Linked DNA regions of Homo sapiens: all the other regions are linked to region 3. A link is a loop called in an ENCODE intact Hi-C map of the cell type or tissue named here. Cell type or tissue: mammary epithelial cell. All regions are shown on one strand. Each heading gives the region's core, and the rest is flanking DNA. Links, peaks and the distances in the headings are about the cores only.

Region 1 (7,730 bases), core at 1,367-6,366, 160 kb after region 3:
TAAATATTCCACTAATGCACAACAAAGAGTGCTTAGTTTAGGAAAAATGATGATTATCATCCACGTGAGTGAATGCTGCGCTGCAGTATTACAATCTTACAAAAAAGAGAAAGTGGCCAGGTGCGGTGGCTCACGCCTGTAATCCCAGCACTTTGGGAGGCCGAGGCTGGTTGATTAGTTGAGGTCAGGAGTTCAAGACCAGCCTTGCCAACATGGTGAAACCCTGTCTCTAATAAAAATACAAAAATTAGCTGGGCATGGTGGCGTGTGCCTGTATTCCCAGCTAGTCGGGAGGCTGAGGCAGGAGAATCGCTTGAACCCAGGAGGCAGAGGTTGCAGTGAGCTGAGATCACGCCATTGCACTCCAGCCTGGGCACCAGAGAGAAACTCTGTCTCAAAAATAAATAAAGAAAGTACATTTGTGCATTTACTTACTAGTGTACCACAGAGATACTGGGTTTGATTGTGATTACCTCTCAACCTTCCCTGCTCGACTTATATTTCAGAAATACAGTTTCAAGTCCCTGTGCTTCGATCGTGGAACTTACTGCATGATGTTGTAGTCTTCTGTCCATTATGGGCAACACTGAAGACACACAGATATGTGTTTGTATCTGAAGCCCCAGTGGCCAGCAGAGGTCCTGTTTCATAATAGATATAAACAAATGTCTTATCATTTATGTGTAGCTAGATAAATGGATATAAATAGATAATATAGCTATTCAGCTGAAATCATTTTATTTACTAAATGTTAACATGTTCAGTAAGATTTTTCCAAAATATAGTAGTGCCTCAGAAATTACAAAGTGTTAGAACTGCTGAGATCTTAAAAGAATAGAAAGAGACTAAGTCGATCAAGTATTTTCAGCTGGAAAAAGTTGGTCAACCAATTTATCACTTGGAATGGGAAGAAGTATTCGGAGGTTTTTCCTACATGAAACATTGAGGGGTCTCCTTCTGATGGAAGGGAGAAATCACTCCAAGGAGTGCTTTTGTTCTTTGGCAGCAGTAAAGCAAACAACTAAAACCTAAAATATATAAGCACCTGTTTCAGAAAAAATATGTGCTTGAGATACTAAATGAGATGTTAAATACGTACATATATGCATAACATATACATATATTTTTAATATATATACACATGTATATATGCGTATATAAAAATACATACACACCAGCTTCCTCTTCAAGAAGAGTACTATTTTGAATCAGTAAATTGCTTTGCTAGCTGGAATTGCTAGGCCAAGAATACCAACTTCAAATCAGATTGCATTTTTACTTCACGCTATATTTTCTTTCTCCCTAAAACTCGATATCCGGAAGCAGAAAAAAAATAAGCCTCTTTCTTTTGACATTTTGCATTTTTATAAAAGAAAGATACATAGTTTATGAACCAGTACTTAAGCATATAACCATAAGGTTCTTAAGCAATGGCTAGGATAAAATAATGAATACAAACCCATAAATTGAATCAGTTGGTACAAATAAATCAGCACTACCATGACTTTTTGTCTGCAGGTCTCTGGTTTTGGAGCAAGAAATATTTCTGTGTTACTGGTAGGGAAGCTGAACACACTAACTTGTTTTTCTTCCTGTTGTCTTAAACTTTATTCACATAGTAATTTATAAACATTTTCCTAAAACACCAAAGTAGCATCATTTTCTAAAAATAAAGGTCGATAATTGTGACTGAGACTAATATTTGTGCACTCTAGAGTCATTCTTCCCCCTTTTTCTTATTAATAGCGCTCCATGGGGGAAATCCCTTACAGATGGGGCAGTTACACAGCTGTTGTCTTTTTGACAGAAGCAAAAGTTGTTGGGTGCAGCTTCCAGGAAAGCTGAGAAAGGCCAACTCAGCGGGTGTGTACCCGCTTCCCTCTGCTTCTCCCTTTCTTCCAGCCCAGGGCACAAGTCACATCCAGAACAGCCATAGCTCCCTCAACATGGACTGTAAGGACAAAGCAAGGAGAAACAATCCAAACCAACTGAAACCAATTCTAACTACAGTTTACTCCCAGACTTTGTATTTTTATGAGGAAAAACGAGCAGAAAGGTACTTTACCTCTACTTGCCTGGTATCTGTTGCTCACAGCGAATGCAACTCCTCAATGATAACATTTGTCTTCAGATAAAAATACTGTATCTTCAGAAATCTGTAAGAAGACTGAGTTCTGGAAACCAACAGTAAACAAGCCAGTATATTTTGGTCTTCTTGTCATCAAATTTATAGTAGAAACACTTTTATTATAAAGTCATTAGACTCTTTACAAAAGTGAGTCCTCAGTATTGATTTATTTTTCCTTTGCTCCTGGATTGACCTATAGCTGAAAAAATGGATATTTCTGAAGTGGCAACACTTTCACCAACACAAGCTGTTTGTGGAGACAGTGAATGTAAGAGCCCCTGTGGTCTGTAGTATCCACATAGAGCACTGGGACATACTCACCTACCTCTGCATCTCTCCCTTTATCCACTCCCATAGTTGTGTAGTGCTCCCTTTGCCCTTGCCACACTGCCTTGTAATAATTGATTCTCATTATTTTGCCCTCACTAATCTGTGAGTTCACTGAGAGAAGAAAGGCTGCTTTATTGATCTGTATATTCTGAATGCCCATCATAGCACATAGCCCATAGATGGTGCCCACCAAATGCACATTGGATGAATGAATGTGTGAATTAAGATTATCACCAGGACACACTGGCCCTCTCTCTGTGGGACTGAGACCCAGCATCAGGAAAGGACAAATATCACCACTCTGCTTTAGGGTATTCTCTGACGGTGATTAGTTTCCAGGTATGGTAGTAAAGGGCTGCTGGGCTCTGGTTTACTAGCCTGAGGTCGTGGGTCTGATCTCTGTTCACTGCAGAGCCACTGAACTGGAAAGAGCATTGCTGTAAGCTGAAGCAGGATGTAATTTGTCATGTCCTTTCTGAATCTTTTCTAAGGAAGTACCATTGACCAAAGAGACTCTTGTTTGGAAGGCAGTGTGACATGGTGGAAAGATCATAGGGTGCGCAGCCACAGAGACAGCAGCTTACCTCCAAGATATATTATTTAACACTTAACCTTTCCAAGTATCTGTTTTCCTCTTTCCAAATAGGGATTATGTCTTCCACATAGGGCGGATGTAACGACTAAAGGAAGTGACATGTATAAAGCACATGCCTGCCCCATAGCAGCTCCTCAGTAAAGTTAATTGCAATGCTGTATTATGCAATGTGTCATACTGATGTTATGTGAAACATAATGTCAGCGTTTTTCAGGGACACTTCTAGGTTGCATGATGAGGAAAGATTGCACTTTAGGCTGAAATACCTCTGGAACATGACTTCCTTTCTAATATACATTGATCAAGGAACTTCCTGTTCTCTGAGGCTATCTCAACTGCTCAAACCAGCGCCTGCTTTTCCCAGAGGGTGGCGCCAGGAGCAGACTGACCCAGCATCTAACATAAAAGAACTTTCCCTCTTTTGCACACCAAAGGAATCTAGGGAAGAAACTAGGCACTATTGTTTTCACAAACCTTTTCCTTGCCATGCTTCTTTCTCTCCCCTTGTATGCTATTTTAAGAGACAGTGAATCAAATTATTTTAGCAAGAATAAGCTTTCATCCTGACATTCAAAAAGATTGATGTTCGTATTAATTATGGACCAACTCTGTCTCTCTCTACCAGCAGCTCTTTTATTTTATTTTTATTTCCTGCTGCAAACATCTTTATTCATTTTAAAGTCACCTTCTCATCAGCTTTCTAGTTCTAGAATGTTTCTGGATATAGCACCTTTTGGAAGCTTTAATAACCACTATTTAAGTTTTCGATGACTTTTTCAATTCAGATGTAATGACAATGCCTTTTCACATCTCTGCTGTCATGTAACCTGCCACTTAAGTCCACAAAGTTTGGACAAGTATGTTTGTAAATATGTAGCTATTTGTCTGTTTATCTGTTGAGAAAATGCCTTCATAAGTCCCATTATGTAAAATGAAAGTCCGAGGTCTCTGCAGACTCCCTCTCTTTGCTCCCCTTCTCCCCTTCCCTGTGCTCCGGGCAGCAGCACTTGTGGGTCTGAAACTTGCTGCCTTCTTCTGGGTGTCTGTGGCCTTGCATAGGTGTTCTGTCTGCCTGTAATAACCTCGATGGATTGTTCCTCTTGCTTTTCTCACTTTTCTTCCTCCTACCATACTTGACTCTTCCTCTCCATTTCCACTCAAACCATTATACTGAGTAATTCCTATGTCTGCTCTGATAATCATTCCAAACCTTGACCTCATTGGTCCCAGTTGCACTTTCTGTCCACCCAACTTCAGTTACATACTCTCAGGCTTTGCCTTACCTAGGAACCATTCAGCTTTAAGATCTTATATTTAAATCTGCTATTCTCTATCTAGAATCTTCTCTTCCTTTTCTGGTGCCTTATCCATGACTGACTAACTGAATTCTATACTCTTGTCGAGATCCTCAGTCTGAAAAACTCCCATTCATGTACTTTATCTCTCAGCCTCCTCTTTTCGTTTCTTTCTGTGTCCAGCTTATGCAAAAGGGTCTTTCATTTCAATCACCCTTACTAACAGCCTCAGATTTTCTTCTTATTTTCTGCCACATTGACTTGAAAAATCACTATTACAGGCTGGGCGCGGTGGCTCACGCCTGTAATCCCAGCAGTTTGGGAGGCCGAGGAGGGTGGATCACCTGAAGGCAGGAGTTCGAGACCAGCCCGGCCAACATGGTGAAACCCCGTCTCTACTACAAATACAAAAAATTAGCCGGGCGTGGTGCCAGGCGCCTGTAATCCCAGCTACTCCAGTGGCTGATGCTGAGGCTTGAACCCAGGAGGCGGAGGTTGCAGAGAGCTGAGGTCATGCCACTGCACTCCAGCCTGGACAACAAGAGTGGAACTTCGTCCAAAAAAAAAGGAAAAAGAAAAATCACTATTATGAAGCAGCCCAGTGGTCCAACTTCTTTGTATTAGCTTAGGTTCCTGAACATTGCTGAACCAAAGGATGCATCTATGGAGTTTCATGCTATATATACTCCAGGTAACCAACATGAACTAGAAACTCAGCAAACTTATATGCTGCTAGTTAGCCTCCTCCCCATTTTTTAAACACAGTCTATTTTAAAATTGCCCACTTTTCATACATTATTTCTCTTCCAAGATTATTAGCAGATGGCCTCATTTCTTATTAGACACACACATACAGACACACAAATAAGAAAAAAAGGGGTACTAAGCAGGAACTCTTTCAACTGTCGTCCATCATACATACAAGCATGCTTTCTGGATACAGTGGAAAAGATGTCCTTCCTTCAGGGTTAACCTGTGATGTGGGTTTCAGCTACCTCTTGCCTTTCTCTCTCTTCACCCCCCACCCCCCTGCTCCCCATTCCCCACATGCATATGCACATTCCTTACAAATCACTATGTAAATTATTCTCCTCTTTTGCTGTAACTCTTCTCTCCCTGTCTTCTGGCTTTCTTGCAATATATTTAACCATAAGTAAATATCTTTCATCTTAAAAAAAAATCTCTACTCTTGACTCCTTGTTTCCCTTAGTTACATACAGCCTTTTTTTCTTCTCTTCACAGTTACTAGAAATTTCCAAAACAGTATGACCTGTTCTCTTCCTATTTACTATTTAAACTACTGAAATTCATCTTTTGCCCCATCACGATGCTGAAGATCTTTTCATTACTCCACCAAAGACCTCCTTCTTGCTCAAACCCATGGACACCTGCACCACTTTTCCTTTTGACTATGCTGCAACAAAGGACAAGATGAGACAGTTTCTCCAACTTGTAACACCTAGAATGATGGAGGACATCTTTACTTTTTACCCTTTCCCACTCTCCACATCTAGAAAGCAAATTCTGTCAAGTATCTTTCAAACCCATTCTACTCGTTGCTCTCCAGACCTCCTGCTGCTGCCTTGTTTAAGTGTTGAATGCCTATCATCTGTACATTTCTGTTTCTTTACAGGCTTCTTTGACTCTAGTTTTAGTCCACCACACCCCTGGCAACAAACACAATCTATTTTTCATATTATCACTAGAGAATTTCTAGTTCATCTCATTATTTCCTGCTAACAGCAAACAAACCAAAGACTTCACTATCTTCCCATTGATGCTAGCATGAAAATTGAATGCCCTAAATATAATTTACAAAAATCATATCCTTGCTTTTGTATCCAGCTTATTTCTCACCTTTGTCTTCAGCCACACCTTACTGTGCTCTGTGCTCAGTCATTCCAAATCATATGCTCCATCTTTCTCTCTCCCCAGAACCTTTGCATATGTTTTTGTTCTTTCTGGATGGAATAGCTCTTCTCCATTTCAAACTCCCTCTACTCTCCCACCTCCCAAAAGTCACACTTTATTTCTTCAACTGGTAAATTTCTCTCTAGCTTTTAGTTCTCCATTTAGATGTGACTCTCTGAGTCCTAGAACAGGCTTCGATTAATGACTCTAGTATCCTAGACTTACTTTTGGAATAGCTCTTCTCACATTGAATTGTAAATGTAAATTAGTAGATGGCAAGTTCCTTGAGCTGGGCAGAGACCATGATTTGCTTAATTCTTTATTCTTAGAGCCTAGCTTAGTGCTTGGACATAGCCTGCACAGATAAATGTTTGCTAATAGAATACATATGAGTGTAAGGGTATGAAGACTGTCTATTGAAGAAAAATAAATGTGTTTAGTGTTTATATACTTTAAAATATTTCCATGCCCATTATAACATTCAATTATCACAGTGGCCTGTGATGTATAAAAAACGTCTTAAATTTTAACGATGGCAAATTTACTGTTATCTAATACTCAATTTTCCCAGTTTCTTAATGTAATATCTGGTAAATGTTTACTCATCTCAAAGTTGGGAAGAGATTCTCCTACATTTTCTTCTGGACGCATTTCAGTAGTAGCTTTTACATTTAGGTCTTTAATCATCTCAAATTAATTGTTTTGCATAATGTTAGAGAGAGCTGGGATTTTGTTGCATGTGGTTATCAAGTTGTTGTAGTGGAAGTTTTTGAAAAGACATTCGTTTTCCAATTAAATTGCCCTGGCATCTTTATCTAAAAGTTATTTAATCATGTATATATGGGTCTCTACAGACTCTATTCTGTTCCATTGATCTATTTGTGTACCATTTTACCTATATCATGTTGTTTTGATACTGTAACTTTACAGAAAATTTAAAACCAGAGTTCGAGTCGTTTAATTCATTCTTCATTTTAAGTAGTAATGTCTTGTATAAATGCTTTGCATTTCTGTAGAAATTATAGAATACATAAGGCATCTCCCTTATCTGCAGTTTCACTTTCCACAGTTTCAGTTATCTACAGTCAACCTCAGTCCCAAAATATTAAATGGAAAAATCCCAATAATAAACAATTCTTAGTTTGAGGTTTTACATTTAAATCTTCAATTCATTTTCAGTTAATTTTAATTTTTACATATGATGAAAGATAAAGTTCAGTTTAATTCTGCATATGGATAGCCAATTATCCCAGCACCATTTATTGAATAAGGAGTCTTTTCCTCATTGTTTGCTTTTGTCAGCTTCGTCAAAGATAAGATGGTTATAGGTGTGTGGCTACATACACATGCACTCATATGTTCATCACCATACTATTCACAAAAGTTAAAACATGGAATCAATCTAAGTGCCCGTCAGTGGTGAATTGGATAAAGAAAATGTGGTATGTGTATGTGTGTACATATATATGTG
Region 2 (7,730 bases), core at 834-5,833, 410 kb after region 3:
AAGAATAATTTGAATTATAAAAACAGAGAATCACAGCCCCTCAATCAATTTCCAGACTTAAGCAAGTTAAAAGCCCAGAACCCCTTGAATGAAGGGAAGACCAGGTCCCCTTGAGGAAGGACCCCACTACATTACTGACAATTTATGCAGTGTATCTTTCTCCCATCTTTCCCAAGGAGACCCTCCGGCCTTTTACCAGGGTTACTGTGCATTGGGAAAAGAGATATGATCAAACATTTCAGGGTCTACTGGACTCTGGCTCTGAGCTGATGCTGATTCCAGGGGACCCAAAACATCATTGTGGTCCTCCAGTTAAAGTAGGAGCTTATGGAGGTCAGGTAATTAATGGAGTTTTAGCTCAGGTCCAACTTACAGTGGGTCCCCAGACTTATCCTGTGGTCATTTTCCCAGTGCCAGAATGCATAATTGGCAGAGACATATTTAGCAACTGGCAGAACCACCACATTGGCCCTCTGACTGGTAGGGTGAGGGCAATTATGGTGGGAGAGGCCAAATGGAAGCCATTAGAACTGCCTCTACCTAGAAAAATAGTAAATCCCCTGCAGGGATTGAGGAGATTAGTGCCACCATCAAGGACTTGAAAGATGCAGGGGTGGTGATTCCCACCACATCCCCATTGAACTTTCCCATTTGGCCTCTGCAGAAGACAGATGGATCTTGGAAAACAACAGTGGATTATCGTAAGGTTAACCAAGTGGTGACTTCAGTTGCGGCTGCTATACTAAATGTGGTTTCATTGCTTGGCAAATTAACATATCTAGTACCGGGTATGTAGCTATTGACTTGGTAAATGCCTTTTTCTCCATTCCTGTCCATAAGGCCCACCAGAAGCAATTTGCCTTCAGCTGTCAAGGCCAGCAATATACCTTTACTTTCTAACCTCAGGGGTATATCAACTTTGTGGCTTTGTGTTATAATCTTATTAGGAGAGACCTTGATCGCTTTTTGCTTCTGCAAGATATCACACTGGTCGATTACATTGATGACATTATGCTGATTAGGTCCAGTGAGCAAGAAGTAGCAAACACACTGGACTTCTTGGTAAGATATTTGTGTGCAAGAGGATGGGAAATAAATATAACTAAAATTCAGGGACCTTCTCCTTCAGTAAAATTTCTATGGGTTGGGTGGTGTGGGGACTATTGAGGTAGTCCTTCTAAGATAAAGGATAAGTTTCTGCATCTGGCCCCTCCTATAACCAAGAAAGAGGTACAACACCCAGCGAGCATATTTGGATTTTGGAGGCAACACATTCCTTATTTGAATATATTACTCCAGCCCATTTATTGAGTGACCCAAAAGGCTGCCAGTTTTGAGTGGGGACCAGAACAGGATAAGGCTCTGCAATAGGTCCAGGCTGCTGTGCAAGCTGCTCTGCCACTTGGACTATAAGACCCAGCAGATTTAATGGTGCTTAAAGATTCACTGCATAAATTGTCAGTAATGTAGTGGGGTCCTTCCTCAAGGGGACCTGGTATTCCCTTCATTCAAAGGGTTCTGGGCTTTTAACTTGCTTAAGTCTGGAAATTGATTGAGGGGCTGTGATTCTCTGTTTTTATAATTCAGTGGCAGATAGTGATGCTGTTTGGGGCCTTTGGCAGGCCCCCGTAGGTGAATCATAGCAGAGGCCTGTAGGATTTTGGAACAAGTCCCTGCCATCTTCTGCAGATAACCGTTCTTCTTTTGAGAGACAGCTCTTGGCTTGTTACTGAGCTTTGGTGGCATCTGAATGTATTGAAATAGGAAGGGTTTCCTTGTCCCCTTCACAGAGCATGTGATGGGGGTATGACTTGCTTCTTTGGTGCCCCAATGCTCAAACATCTAGGGGAGCATACAGACAGGCAGGCTGTGGGGCTCCAACCCCATGGCAGTGTCTAAGGGTGAATGTTTACAGCTCCTGAAGCCCCAATAGGCCTGTGCAACAGCGTGCTCTTTTAGTTTACCTATAGGCTTCTAGTGTTAACCAGCTCCATTAGACCCTCTACCTTGTCACAAGGACAGAGTGCTTAGTGTATCATGGATTCTTACCTTGGTGTACTGGAAGAATTGGACCACACATGGGCTTGGAGAATGAGTGCAAAGTTTTATTGAGTGGAAGTAGCTCTCAGCCGATGGGGGAGTCAGAAAGGAGATGGTTTTCCCATGAAGTTGGGCTACTCAGCATTCCTGGCTCCCCTCCAACTGGCCCGGTCAAACTCCACCTCATCCTGCCAGTCAGTGGCCTGCTGGGGTCCCAGTGCCTATCAGTGTGCTCTTTTTCCAGCATGCTCCTCTCAACATCCTCTGGACGACCAGCCACTTATGTCTTCTTCCACTGATATACTCCTCTCAAAGTCTGGCTGCCTGTTTGTCTGCCCACTAGGGTCTCAGGTTTTTATAGGCCCAGGATGGGGGGCATGGTGGGCCCGGGTGGTCTTGGAAAATGCAACATTTGGGCGAGAAAGCAGGAGCACCTGTCCTCATCTACGTCAGTGGGGAGGGAACCATAACCAGGGACCACGCCCTCCTCTACCCAGCACCTCCCTTCCTCCTCTTCTGTATCATTTAATGGGACATGCTCTTCCCTTCCCAGCACTCCCATATCATTCTGCCCCTCTGAAGAGGTACATCTAACTGCCATCAGAATATGGAAGATGACCAGTATTAGCTGCTTTCTGCTGACAGGGGGCATTGTTTTGGGGGGAAAAACAGCAGTCAGATTCCTCCCAGAGGTCTCTCTAAGGGTTCCTAGCAAAGGGGAGCCATCAGCCAAGGCTCTGGTTGCCTGACCATTTGGAGTTTGGTGGTTTCTAGGCGTGAGAGGAAAAACAAGTTTTATAAGATTAAGTATGCATGGGTTAAACACGTGTGTTATACAAGGAAAGAATTTAGTGCCAAAGATTAGAGAGACAAGAAGTAAAATATACTAACAACATTGTACTCTGAGCCGTTTCACCCTGGTGATAGAAATTAAACCTTGTATGGGAGCAGATAAACTTTTAGAAAAGAGATAACTGTTCTTGCCGTATCTTTAGCAGTTAATAGGTGCACCCCGGGAATACCTGTATCTCCTCTCTCTTTCCTGGGCCTCCCTGTTTCTATTATTAAAAACCTAGATAGCCACTTTCTGCCTGCCTTTGCACTCACTCTCCAAGCCCACGTGTGATCCAATTCTTCCAGTACACCAAGGCAAGAATCCAGGATACAGAAAGCCCTCTGTCCTTGTGACAAGGTAGAGGGTCTAATGGAGCTGGTTAACACAAGCAGCCTATAGGTAAACTAAAAGTCTCCAAATTCTTCAGTTTTGGAATTCAGACTGGCTGTCCTTACTCCTCAGCCTGCAGGTGGCGTATTGTGGGACCTTATGATCTCAGCCTGCAGGTGGCGTATTGTGGGACCTTATGATCCTGTGAGTTAATACTCAAAAAACTTTCCTTTATATGTGGTGACTTGACTGGTATGTATGTATTCCATTAGTTCTGTCCCTCTAAAGAACTGTCACTAATACAGCCTGGCATTTTAAGATTGGAGAGTAACTAAAACCATTCATAGATACCTCAAATGAGACACCCACCTTTGTTTGCACACATGTTCCTCAAGCCAGAATCCACTCCTTTCCATTAGGGGGTGGAATTAACCGAACTGAAACAACCAGTCATCCAGGGCCCTCTTATCTTGAGAGATATTTTCTTCCTCATGACAAAATATACCTGAATAATACAGTTGGGCTGATGAGTTTAGTATTATGTTACTCACAAAGTCAAAGCCTCATAACTATCTCTAAACCAGGACTATTGCAGCAGGTTCCTGCCCAGGGCAGGTTCCACTTGGCTCCTAGTCATGAGGCTCTCCTTCTCAAGCTTTTTCCAGCCTCCAAACCATTTTCAAACCAAATAACTTATCGATGTCAGCCTCACAATTAAATAAATATACAACCTAACACCAAATGTATACTGTCTACTCTGTCCTTGACTTTGGTTACACACTTGGTGAGTGGGCTGTGACCTTATTCAAGACGCACTTTGTGCCAGGTCTGATGAGCAGCAACAATCTTGTTTTATTGGACCCACATGTTTTTCTGGATGACCTGCCTCATTTTAGTCTAGTTTATACTGCAGCCTGTGCTTTTCTTGCAAACCTGTTCCCAAGCCAGGGATTTAATCTCTAGAGTTAAAAATGCTAACTCAGAGCCTGGAGTGCTGCTGTCTACAGACAGATCAAGGTATGACCTTGTCACATACCCCAATTTCACTGCTAGAGAAATGGTTCTCTCATTTCTGCATGTGACCTCAGAATATGTCTACTTCCCTTGACAATCACCAGCATCATCTGGAGACATATTCCATCCAGATGAGGTAAGCAGTTACTGCCCCAAGCTGTACTGGACTGGCATCCCTCTAGCACCAATGGTCGGGGGCAATTTTAGGTACCAACCCCAGATCCTCCCTCTTTTCTCTCTCCTACTGCAATGAACTGGTTAATGATCCCTCAGATAAAACTCAGAGTAGATCTTTCTATCCCAATTTCTTAGGGTTTAAATGAGTTATATTACTATTTACTTCTACTTCAGTGTTATTTTTATTATTTCTATCAAACCAATAATAGGCTAATTTTTCAACCAAAGTTATGTCTACTTTAGTCACAACAGGTTTTGAAATAAGATTTACATTTTGAAAAATACATATAAAATCTACTTATTTTCACTTAAATACTTACATCTTTTTAGCCTAATAAGAGTGTCTAAGTCATTAGCCTAAACTTTGCTCTTAGTTATGATAGATCTTTAATGTGAAGAATTTTACATCCCAGAAAATTCATAAAAATTCATGTTGCAAGAGCAGAAGTGCTTTTATGCAATTGGGTTTCTTGACACAAAATGAGATCTTGATGTGAAATTTCTGCACCAGTGATTTTAAGACACTGAGGAGAGTATGAGAGTTTTGACATAAACAGAAAGGAAATTGATTTTTGTTCAAGAACGATGCAGCATGGTTATTAGGAATAAATTAAACTCCTAAGGAAGTGTGTTCCCAGCCTCCATCTGCTTATCCTTGTTAGGAGCAGAGTCAGAATCATGTAGAGGATTGGTGCAGGGGAAGCTGCAGGAGTATTCACTCACATTTCCTTCCCATCTTCTCCATGCCAGGCAATGAGACTTGCGGACATGGATTGCAGGGCTAGAAAGACCAGTCTCTGGCCCCAGAGGAGTAGACTCATTGCCTTCAGTTCAGGGATGGCCTGACCCACACTGCCTCTCTCATCTACCGCAGCTGCCATGCCCACTCTCTGGTGAAGTTTCTCCCCTCCCAAGTCTGGGAGTTATTATTCCTTATGGCAAGCACACCCTTAACTCTCATTGTGGTGACTTGACTGGTAATGATTGAAGAGAGAATAAACAAAATATTTTAAAAAATAATAATAAAAGAAAGAGAAAGGAAGGAAGGAAGGAAATGCACCTGTAATCCTAGCACTTTGGGAGGCTGATGGGGGAGGATTGCTTGAGCCCAGGAGTGCAAGACCAACCTGGGCAACAAAGCGAGACCCCCCACCCCTCAACCATTTCTACAAAAAAAAAAAAAAAAAAAAAAAACTAAAAATAATTTAAAAATAAAATAAACTGATGGAATATGCAGAGATTCAAGAATCCCTACCAAATTCTTATCACCATTGTTCTGGAATTTCTTGCTTAATATCTTCCTGATAGATTTCCTGTCCTTTTCTCCTGTTTCTGAGGATGTAGCTCAGAAATTGTCTAATTGTCTTCTTAGCACACAGGCCTAAAGTCGAGATGAAGCTTATGAATAAATCTCTGCTCCCTTGTTTCTTGTGTGCAAATTGCTTAGAAAATGGGGAGGAAGGCTGGGTGCAGTGGCTCATGCCTGCAATCACAGCACTTTGGGAGGCCGGAGCAGGCGGATCACCTGGCATCAGGAGTTCAATACCAGCCTGGCCAACATGGCAAAAACCCATCTCTGCTAAAAGAAAAAAAAAATACAAAAAGTAGCTGGGCATAGTGGCACACACCTGTAATCCCAGCTACTCAGGAGGCTGAGGCAGGAGAATTGCTTGAATCCAGGAAGCGGAGGTTGTGGTGAGCTGAGGTCATGCTACTGTACTCCAGCCTGGGCGACAGAACAAGACTCTGTCTCAAAAATAAATAAATAAAAAAGAAAAGAAAAAATAGGATGGAAGCTCTGGTCTTGAGGAAGCTTCCATTGGCCCATGCTCCAAAAACTCCTTGGAGCATTTTTAAAATTGGGCCTAAGAGAAGCAAATTGGTTATTTTAGTTCTTTAAGCAATGCCACTGCAAATGTTGACTAGTATTTAATTTAAATTATTAAGGTGAGTTGAAGCCATTACTAGGAAGGTTTTAGAATCTTACTCTTATTAGGAAAGTCTGTGGTTTTCAAAACAAGGGATCAGTCTTTCATTTTACTTGTTTAATTTGATATTAGTGGTTGGAGGGACTATATATGCGTACTTCGGCCAGTGTGTGTTTCACAGAGCAATTTGATCAGTCATTGCATTGCTCATATAATTTGTGGGACCCAGTGCAAAATGAAATTGCAGTCTCTTTTGAAAATGAAGGAAAGAAGTCCTTTAAAGACATTTAAATGTAAAGTATTTTCCTTTCTTCCACAGTCTCTTGACTTGCCACCGGACTTTATATTTGGTATTTAATGGCATTCTAGGTTAAAAAAATTTCAAAAAATAAATTCTTAGAGTGAATTTTACCTTTATCCTTATTTTATGCAATGCCAGTTTAAAATGCAAATATAGGAGCGCTTAACTCATATGTAGAATCACCAAAGTTACAGTTTGTATTTCACAGCTTGTACATACATATGTATTTTGTTCTTACTAGAACAGTGGAAATGCTGTGCAAAAGCAACTCAACAGTTTATATTTCACTTTGTGATACGCACACATTCTACCAACACTCTCTACCTTCAGATGAGTAAGAAAGGACTGAAAGAAAAAGGAACTGTGGAATGTGAAATCTTACCCTTTCCATCTTTATCACTGTCTTATACATAACAAATCTCCCTCGTAGTTCTCTGAGTCTCCCATGCATCCTGGGTCCCTGGAGTACTATATCCATGAGACACTGTGAACACTACATAGAAATGGCTGGCAAGGAACAGGGGATGTGCATATTGCTTGTAACTCCTCTGCTCACATGCGCACTCGGTTGACCACACAGGTCAAATGCCCATGAAGCCAGTCCTGTTGGCTATCTGCATCATGCTTCGCATCTATTATATCCTAGGCTTTGAAAATAATATAGCAACAAAGAATTAACACATGTAGAGTTTCATATTTATAGAATATTTTCACATTCATTTGATCATTTTTACTTCACATCTATCGATACAGAAGGCAAATATTTCTGTTCCCATTTTTGAAATAAGAAACTCATGGCCCGGGGAAATTGTGAGAAACAGGACCAAAAATTGAGCACATATTCTGACTTTAAAGCCCTTTCAGATGCCGTATCCACTTGAACATATATTTACTATACACATCCCAGTTTATTAGAAAATAAACTCCTAGAATGATGATAGAGACATGGGTGAAAAACACAACCAACTATTAATTTGTGAGATACAGAATGACTTATTTTAAAGATTCAAAGAAGGGACAATTTACAGTAGACTTTGATAATGCTGATGTTCCAAAACTTGTATTTATTGAATTACCTGTGCTTCCCCAATATTTTTTTAATTTC
Region 3 (7,730 bases), core at 1,404-6,403:
AAGACTGGTTAGAAAGTGAAATTAAATTATGTAGCACCATTTTCTCTTTTCTTTCCAGTAAGCATGTTTGTCTTCTTTTTCAGAGTAGAAGAATAGGCGATTACAAGACTGGTTTTGTTTTAGAAATTGAGGATTTTCTTATAAAAATTAGGTGCTCATAGCCTTATACACTGAAAGATGTCTCCTTTCCTCCACCATCCACCCCCTCCTCCAAACGTACCACCTCCTTTCTTCCTTTCTACCTTGTGATCTCTGACCTGTGCATGTGACATGGAATGTCAGGTGACAGCTAGGTACAAAAAAGTTCGATGATTATTGAAATATCATGGTGACTCACACATTTCAGTGAGGACATGGGGACATTATTTTATTTGAGTAGATATGAGTCAACTTTGCTACTCAGAAAAGGTGGCAGAATTTCGCTGCAGCACACATCACAAATCATATTAGGGATGCAATAGCATTGTCAGAGTTGGCGTTACCTACTGCAGCAAAACAATTTCTAAAGACAAAAAACTAGTTTTGCTGCAGTTGCCTGGCAATAAAGGAAACTGTAAATCATACATAAATGAGCAGCTAAGCAGATTAAGAACTTGAACAATGGTCCTTGAGAATAGGAACATTGCAGAACCTTTATGCAGATCCACTAAGCCAATGTAGAGGTGATCATGTATTCAGGACCATACTGATCTCTACTCAGTCTCAGTTTTGGTGCCAAAGATGCTTCATGGCTTACATATAACAAAGAATCTTTAACCTTTGCTTTGCTGTCAGATTTTAATTTATACCTGTATTTATGTCCCAAATAAAAACAAAATGATCAGGCAAAATGTGAAATTGAGAGGATAGTCAAGACCATAAAATTAAACGTTCTAATTGAGTCTAATTAAACATTCTTTTTAAAAGTTGGCCTGATTATAGAAACTTTTTGATATGGCAATGTGTGACTGATATGGTGGCATCTACCTAGATATCAAGAAATCAAACATGTTTGGTTCCTGACAGCCACTGCCCTTGAATATTCCATTTATATTTATATTTCTTCTATCTTTTGTTTTTTCCTCATGTTTTTCTTTAGACGGCCCGCAAATATATGACTAAATATTGTTCTATTTTTGCTCTTTTTTTAGATGGTTTTAAGTACAATCTCTTGATTTGGAATATGTGCGCATTTTATGAATGGGAAGCCTTATGTACCTTGCCTGTGAACATTCAGAATCTCAGCCAGAGTTGAGACTCTAACCACATTATTCTCAATACTACTTCAGTTTTCTTTCAGCTTGCCTTATGCCAACCTTTTTCAATGATTACTGTTTCATATGTTCTAAAGCCTAAAGCAAATGAATAAAAGGCCAAAAGATTAGCTAATTTCCATGAAAACTGATATAAAAACACCATGAAGGGTATTTTGTTTAACTTCTGGACTAGAAGGGACCCTAAGTCACTTACAGGGTGGTTTCCCCAAGTCCTGACTCTCAGCAGCCTCACAATCTCAGTTTGAACATTGATATTGATGCTTTCTGTGCTAGAATTGGTACTGATGCTGAACTGTGCCAGTCTTTAGGAAGACTGCCCTCAACTGCATCAAAATTAACCTCCTTAAAACTTTGGTTTACTTCAACTGAATCTAGCAATTACTGACTACTAGGAATTTATGTTGGCACTGGGTTACAGAGATCAGTAAGGAAGACACAATTTATAAGGCACTTAATGTTTAGTGAAAATGATGATCAGGATTTTTTTTAGGGTGAATAACAGAAACCCACACAAACCACATGACACAAAAAGAAAATTTGTAAGAAAGATTCAATGACTAATCTAGCATCATGTTCTGGAGGATCAAGGCACTCAAACCACATCAAGAGCAATCCATCTCTTTAAAACTCTAAGCTTTTCTTTTCTCCGTTTTAGTTTTTTTTTGCTGTCAGGCTCTGTCCAAGTGGTGGGAGACATGATCCTTAGTAGCTCCTGGCTTATGTGAGCCTTAAAGTTGGAATCTCAGAGAAATGCAAGTGCCTTTTCTCTAATAGTATGAGCAAAAATCCAGTGGAGGACTCTGAGCAGGTTTGCATCATATGACACCCCAGGAGGGGGTCTAGGTGTTATTTGGACAGGGTGAGCATAAGCATTTAGCTGTACCAGGACCATGTAAAATAGATTCCCCACAGAAGGATTTTATTACTAGAAGACACAATGAAAGGGGAGCATACTTGCAGGAAAAACTGTATCTACCATGGTTCATTATGTTGAAGGACATAGCGTATCTCTAATATTTGAAAAAAGAAAAGTAACTTGCCACTGCATCTCTACCACAAATATGTCCACATGTGCAATGCATGTGCATACATACATACTGCTTCTATTAATTTTCCTGTCAACCAAGAAACATGCTGTGATGGTTAATTTTATGTGTCAATTTGACTGAGCTGAAGGATGCCCTGATAGCTTGTAAAACTATCTCTGTGTGTGTCTGCGACAGTGTTTCCAGAAGAGATTAGCATTAGAATTGGTGACTTGAATAGAGAGTCCTCTCTAATATGGGCAGGCCTCATCCAATCAGTTGAAACCTACATAGGACAAAAGGTAGAGGAAGGGTGAATTTGGTTTCTCTGTTTGAGCTGGGATATCCTTTTTCTGACTTCAAATATTGAAGCCCCTGGCAAAAAGGAACTCTACTTTTATAGAGTCAATGTCTTGTGGAACCTGAAAATTCAGATTTTTATACAAAATGGGAACAGAACCAATAAGATATAGATAGAGGATTCAGTGTATCACATGAGCCATTCTGCCTAATATTGTGTCATTGGAAAATATGGTAAAAATGTCTTCTATTTTCATTCATGTCATTTATAAAGGCGTTGGGTGGAATAGGTTTGTTGATTGATGGGGTCTTTGTTCAAGGACTGTCAGGCCTTTGGACTAGGACTGAATTATACTAGTGGTTTTCCTGGTTCTCCAGCTTGCAAACAGCAGATTGTGGGACTTCTCAGTCTCTATAACCTTGTGAGCCAATTCCTATAATTATCTATCTATCTATCTATCTATCTATCTGTCTGTCTGTCTGTCTGTCTGTCTGTCTGTCTGTCTATCTATCTATCTATCTATCTCTTTCTTATTAGTTCTGTTTCTGTTTTGTATATGCCATTTAGAAAAATGAGTTGGTTTCGAATGTTTTAATGCAGTTGTTTCAAAATTAAAATCTGAATTTTCAGGTTTCATAATACATTGACTCTATAAGGATAGCCATTTTATTTTTGGTCAGCCTATCTTTAGTGCCTAGAACAATATTATAGTGCTTTGAACACAGAAGTAACTCAATAGCTATTTATTAAATTGAATTTCATGAGATTATTTGGAAGATGGATTCTTTGTATCACATAAACCATTCTGTTTAATATTGTCTCATTGGAAAATATGATAAAATGCCTATATTTTCATTCATGTCATTTATAAAGATGTTGATGGGGATAGGGCCGTTGATGAAGCCTTTGTACAATTTTCAAAATTCATTCACTTAAGTTCTATGGTGATTATCCAACCATGCCATAGAGCCTCCTGTCTGCTTTTTATTTCAGCTAATAGTGCTACATCACTTCCACAGTATTATTAGGAAACATTTGGTAAGTGCTTATGGCAGTTCTATTTAATGTATTTTCTAATAATTAGACTTATAATGGTATCATTATGAAGAATGATATTAGTTTAGCAGGGAATATTTTCTAAATGAGTCGGTTTTAGCTTTTGGTGATTGTCCCCTTATTTTCTATATGACTATAACTGATTTGTTTATTAGCAGCTAATTCTAAATGTTGGTCAGGGGCAAAGGTCTCTCCTATATTCTGACACGTCTAAGATCTGAAAGGTCAATTGCATCAACTGTATGTGGTCAGCAGAGGGCAGTGTACAAGAGGAGTGGAGTACAAAGGTCTTCAGGCTGGGAAAGCTGTATCCGCAGTTCCCACCTGACGGTCGGGTTGGTGGCTGAGAGATGCTATAGCTGCTAAGAAAAACATGTTTGTGTGAACTCCTAGTCAAATAGGGAGGGGCAAGACTAGAAGCAGGTGGTAAGAGAAGTATGCGTGTGCCTGAGGGCAAAAGAATAACAGTAATCATAATTAATAAATTTATTGATCAGCTACCATTTGCCAAACTGAACTAAATACTAAACATATCTCTCAATGACTATCACAACAAATTTGTGAGGGCAAAAATTTTATTCTTATTTTGTAGATGAGGAAACTGAGTTTCAGGAAGGTTGGGCAGTTTGCTCAAAGTCATACAAATAGCAAGCGAAGGAAGGAGAATCTGACTGCCAAGCCTTTGTTATTCCGGCAGTGTCTTGTTGCCTCACAAGAAAGAGTGAAAATTATTTTCCCAGGAATCTATGAAAGGGAGGAAGGAAGAAGAGAGAAGCAGAATGCAGCCAAGAGGCAGCCTCAGAGCCTGTTAGCCTGGCTGGCCCTGCCAGCTGGCCAGAGTCTAAAAATATCAAGCTCTGGGTCTTCAGTTGCTAAGGCATATATTTTTTTCTTTTCATGATTGCATTTGCTCATTTCCAGTCTCTGGCATCTCTCTCCTCCCCTTCTGTGCCTTAGAGATAGGAGCAGTAGGCCTGTCCCACACTTTGGGGCTGGGGGATTTGACTGGACCTGTGCACATGAATCCCTCACAGTGACCCTGTACTCTCACATGACTTCCTTTCCATCTGGGGCCTGGTCTTCACTCAGTTTTAGTTTCCTTCCTTGGACTGTAAGTCTTTTGAAGTGCAGATATTGTGTGTTTCTTTGAACATCTAATATAGTAGCTTGCACAAATGCATGAAGACTGTTTATTGAATGAAGGAACTGAGATCATCCTTCATGGAGAAGTAAAAAGCCAAGTTACGGTTGAGTGTCTTGCCTTAATTCTATCCCACTGACATCCTTCCAGCTGAGTGTCTATTCCTTGACCATCATCTCATGATGACCCATTTCATTATTCCCTTTGTCTCTAGAAATTTTAGTGGTTTCTGGATTCCGGATTTCCCTGATAGAGACGTGACACTATACTTGCCCTTAGCTTCATCGCTGTTAGCTGCTTTGCCATTTTGATACTTTCCATAATACGCTCCTTAAAAATCTAACATAAAACGAGAGCTATTTGTCGGTTCCTTCTTAGATACAGGCTGACATCTCAGGCTCTCCTTTCCCTGATGTAAGACCTAGAAATTCACCCTCTATTTTTCTCCTTTAATGACTATCCTCACCTACTTGTTCTCTTTAGGCTCCCTCTCTTCAGACTGATTGTGGAGCATAACATGGTCTTATCTGCTAATACCTACTCCCTTCTTTATTATAACCCCAGTTAAACTCATAGGCTGTTTTTATTATAAGCAAAATAAGTAAGTAAGGTGAAGTAGAAAAGCTCTGCCTGTCATGATGTCCCTGGTTTATAGCTCCTAATTCCCTCACCAAGGTCACAGAAACCTTGATCTTATGATCTCAGCTTTTAAGACTGAAAATGGTGCTCACCAAAACCTGCCTCATCATCCAGTTTTAGTAAAACTAGGATGACCCCCCTGCAACAGAGACAGAGATGCAGCTACCTCTCCGTCTCACGTGAATATTTTGCATCTTTTGGTTGTTCAGATCTACCGATACTCAGTTAAGTGGGCCTTTGGGCTACTTAGTGATAATCCTCTCTTAACATTTTCTTATAAAATACCTCTTTTTTTCTCTATTTTTGGTATTATTTTCAAAAACATATCCTGAACTTAATTTCTTAGTGGTTCCATCCCCTTGAGTTCTATTTCCTTTTAAAGTTTCTGGTAGACAGAGTCCGAATTTTTCTTCCTCTGATTGATTTACAGTTCCTTTTCCTGAGGTCCGTGGAACCAACATGGATCAAGATGTTCCTGGTGTCCTCCTGGGCAATGCTGATGACATAGCCAAATTTTCTCAAGGTTTCTGTCACTCTCCAAACTTCATCTCAGTTTTATTTGTAGGTAGGAATTGAGTAGTGAATCCTCTTCCCCATCTTTGATAATAATCTATATCATATGATGACAATATTTCAATTTCTTGCCTCAAATTCTCATTAGAGGAACAGGTACAAGTTTTTAATGGCATCTTTGGAAGATCCACTAAGATAACCTCAAGTATGGGACTTAGCATGTCCAAATGAAACTCATTACTTGCCCCTGTCTCTTGTCTTCCAAATGAGATTCTCCTCCTGTAATCCTGATCTTGGTTGTAATCTCAAAATCTAGTCCGTTTATTATATAAACCAGAAGCCTTAGATTCAACATTAATTCATCATCCTGACTCCTCAAAACTGGTTAACTGTTAATTCCATCTTTGATCCCAAATGCCACAACACAAATTTAAGCTTTCCCATTTTTCAGCTGGGCTGTTATAATTACTTCCATACTACCTTTCTTTTTGTTCCCCCCTCCAGTTATTTCTCACCATCACCAGATTCTCTTTTACAAGGAAAATCTAATCCTGGCATTTCTCTGCTTAGACATCTTGGATTGATTTTTCATATCTAGGATGATTTCCAAAGTCCTACCATCATCAGGAGTTTGGCTGGTAACAGAAACGTAACAAGTCCTCACTGGCATGAAAGGTTTTTCACACACTGCTCTTCTGTCCTCATCTGGAGCTATTTAGCACCACGCAGCAGCCACCAAGAACTTCTCGTTATTTCTGAAACACACCTTTATTTTTCATAATTATATAATTTTGTTCAATCAATTGCCTCTAAAAGCCCTTCCGTAACCTCTAATAGCGAATGAACCCTTTCTTCTTAAAGGGTAAAGTTTTCTGATCCCCTTCCCTAACAAGGCCATTATATGATAAAGTAAGTAAAGTAAGCTGGAAAGTAAATTCCTTTAAGGGAGAGTTTGCTTTGTTGAAATGATGATCTAATAAGCCCTCTGTGGGTTGAAGCAAGCCTCCATGACCTTCAGGTCAAATTGTAGCTTAGATTTCCTGAGGAAAGAAAAGCAATTCTGCCATACAGAGAGAAGAACAGGAGCCAAGGACATCTGAGAATGGGGGAGAAGATAAAGTGAGGGGTCCTACATGCAGGCTGGAAATTTGGAATTGCTTTTGTTGTTGAATCATTAAAAGCTTTTAAGCTATGGAGATACCTAATTGGAGTTGTATTTTTGAAGCACCATTTAATCAGCAGTGTGATAGATAGTTTGAATTCTGGGGTAGGCATGGAGATAGGATAACCTGCAATAACCTAGACCATGAGTTAGCATTTTTTAAAATATATATCAAGAGTAAGACAGTAAATATCTTTGCCTTTTTAGGCTGTGTATGGTCTGTGTTGCCACTACTCTTTTCTGTCATCATTGCCTGAAAGCAGTCCTAGACAATGTGTAAATAGTGGGCCTGGCTGTCATCTAATGAAACCTTGTTTACAGATATAGGTGGAGGGTCAGAATTTGGCCTAAGGGTTATAGTTTGACAATCCTTGACCTGCACAAGCAACAATGAGGGCCTAACCTAAACTAGAATAGAGTTAGTGGAGATAAAAAGAAAGATAATTAGTAAAACTTGGTAAAGAACTGGGCACGGAGGGGAGGAGGTGAAAGGAGGAAGAATCAAGGTAAGTCTCAGGAGGCCAGCATAGGCTGCTAGGTATTGCTACCATCTGAGATTCAGAATATAGGGGAGTATGCTGGGTTCATTTTTCATTTTTTCACTGGCTGAATTTTAGGTGCTTGAGGGATAGGTAGG

What was found. Hi-C counts contacts between places; a loop is a spot of excess contacts. Peaks named below come from ENCODE experiments on the same cell type or tissue, not always from the same donor. Only the 100,000 strongest peaks of a DNase experiment are listed, where the experiment ranks them.
Region 1: it touches region 3 in a loop (4-fold over the local background); 2 of 110 quality-filtered maps call a loop at or near these places.
Region 2: it touches region 3 in a loop (5-fold over the local background); 2 of 110 quality-filtered maps call a loop at or near these places.

What each region holds. Positions count from the first base shown.
Region 1 is chr2:17,144,182-17,151,911 of GRCh38, reverse strand. No RefSeq gene overlaps it. Among named protein-coding and RNA genes, the nearest start is that of LINC01866, 180 kb to the right of the region's middle. In mammary epithelial cell, for the core only: a CTCF peak has its summit at 3,410 (motif pointing right); no DNase peak of the experiment used is centred there.
Region 2 is chr2:16,896,226-16,903,955 of GRCh38, reverse strand. No RefSeq gene overlaps it. Among named protein-coding and RNA genes, the nearest start is that of LINC01866, 67 kb to the left of the region's middle. In mammary epithelial cell, for the core only: a CTCF peak has its summit at 3,357 (motif pointing right); no DNase peak of the experiment used is centred there.
Region 3 is chr2:17,306,095-17,313,824 of GRCh38, reverse strand. No RefSeq gene overlaps it. Among named protein-coding and RNA genes, the nearest start is that of RAD51AP2, 210 kb to the left of the region's middle. In mammary epithelial cell, for the core only: a CTCF peak has its summit at 3,886 (motif pointing right); a DNase peak (open chromatin) is centred at 3,914.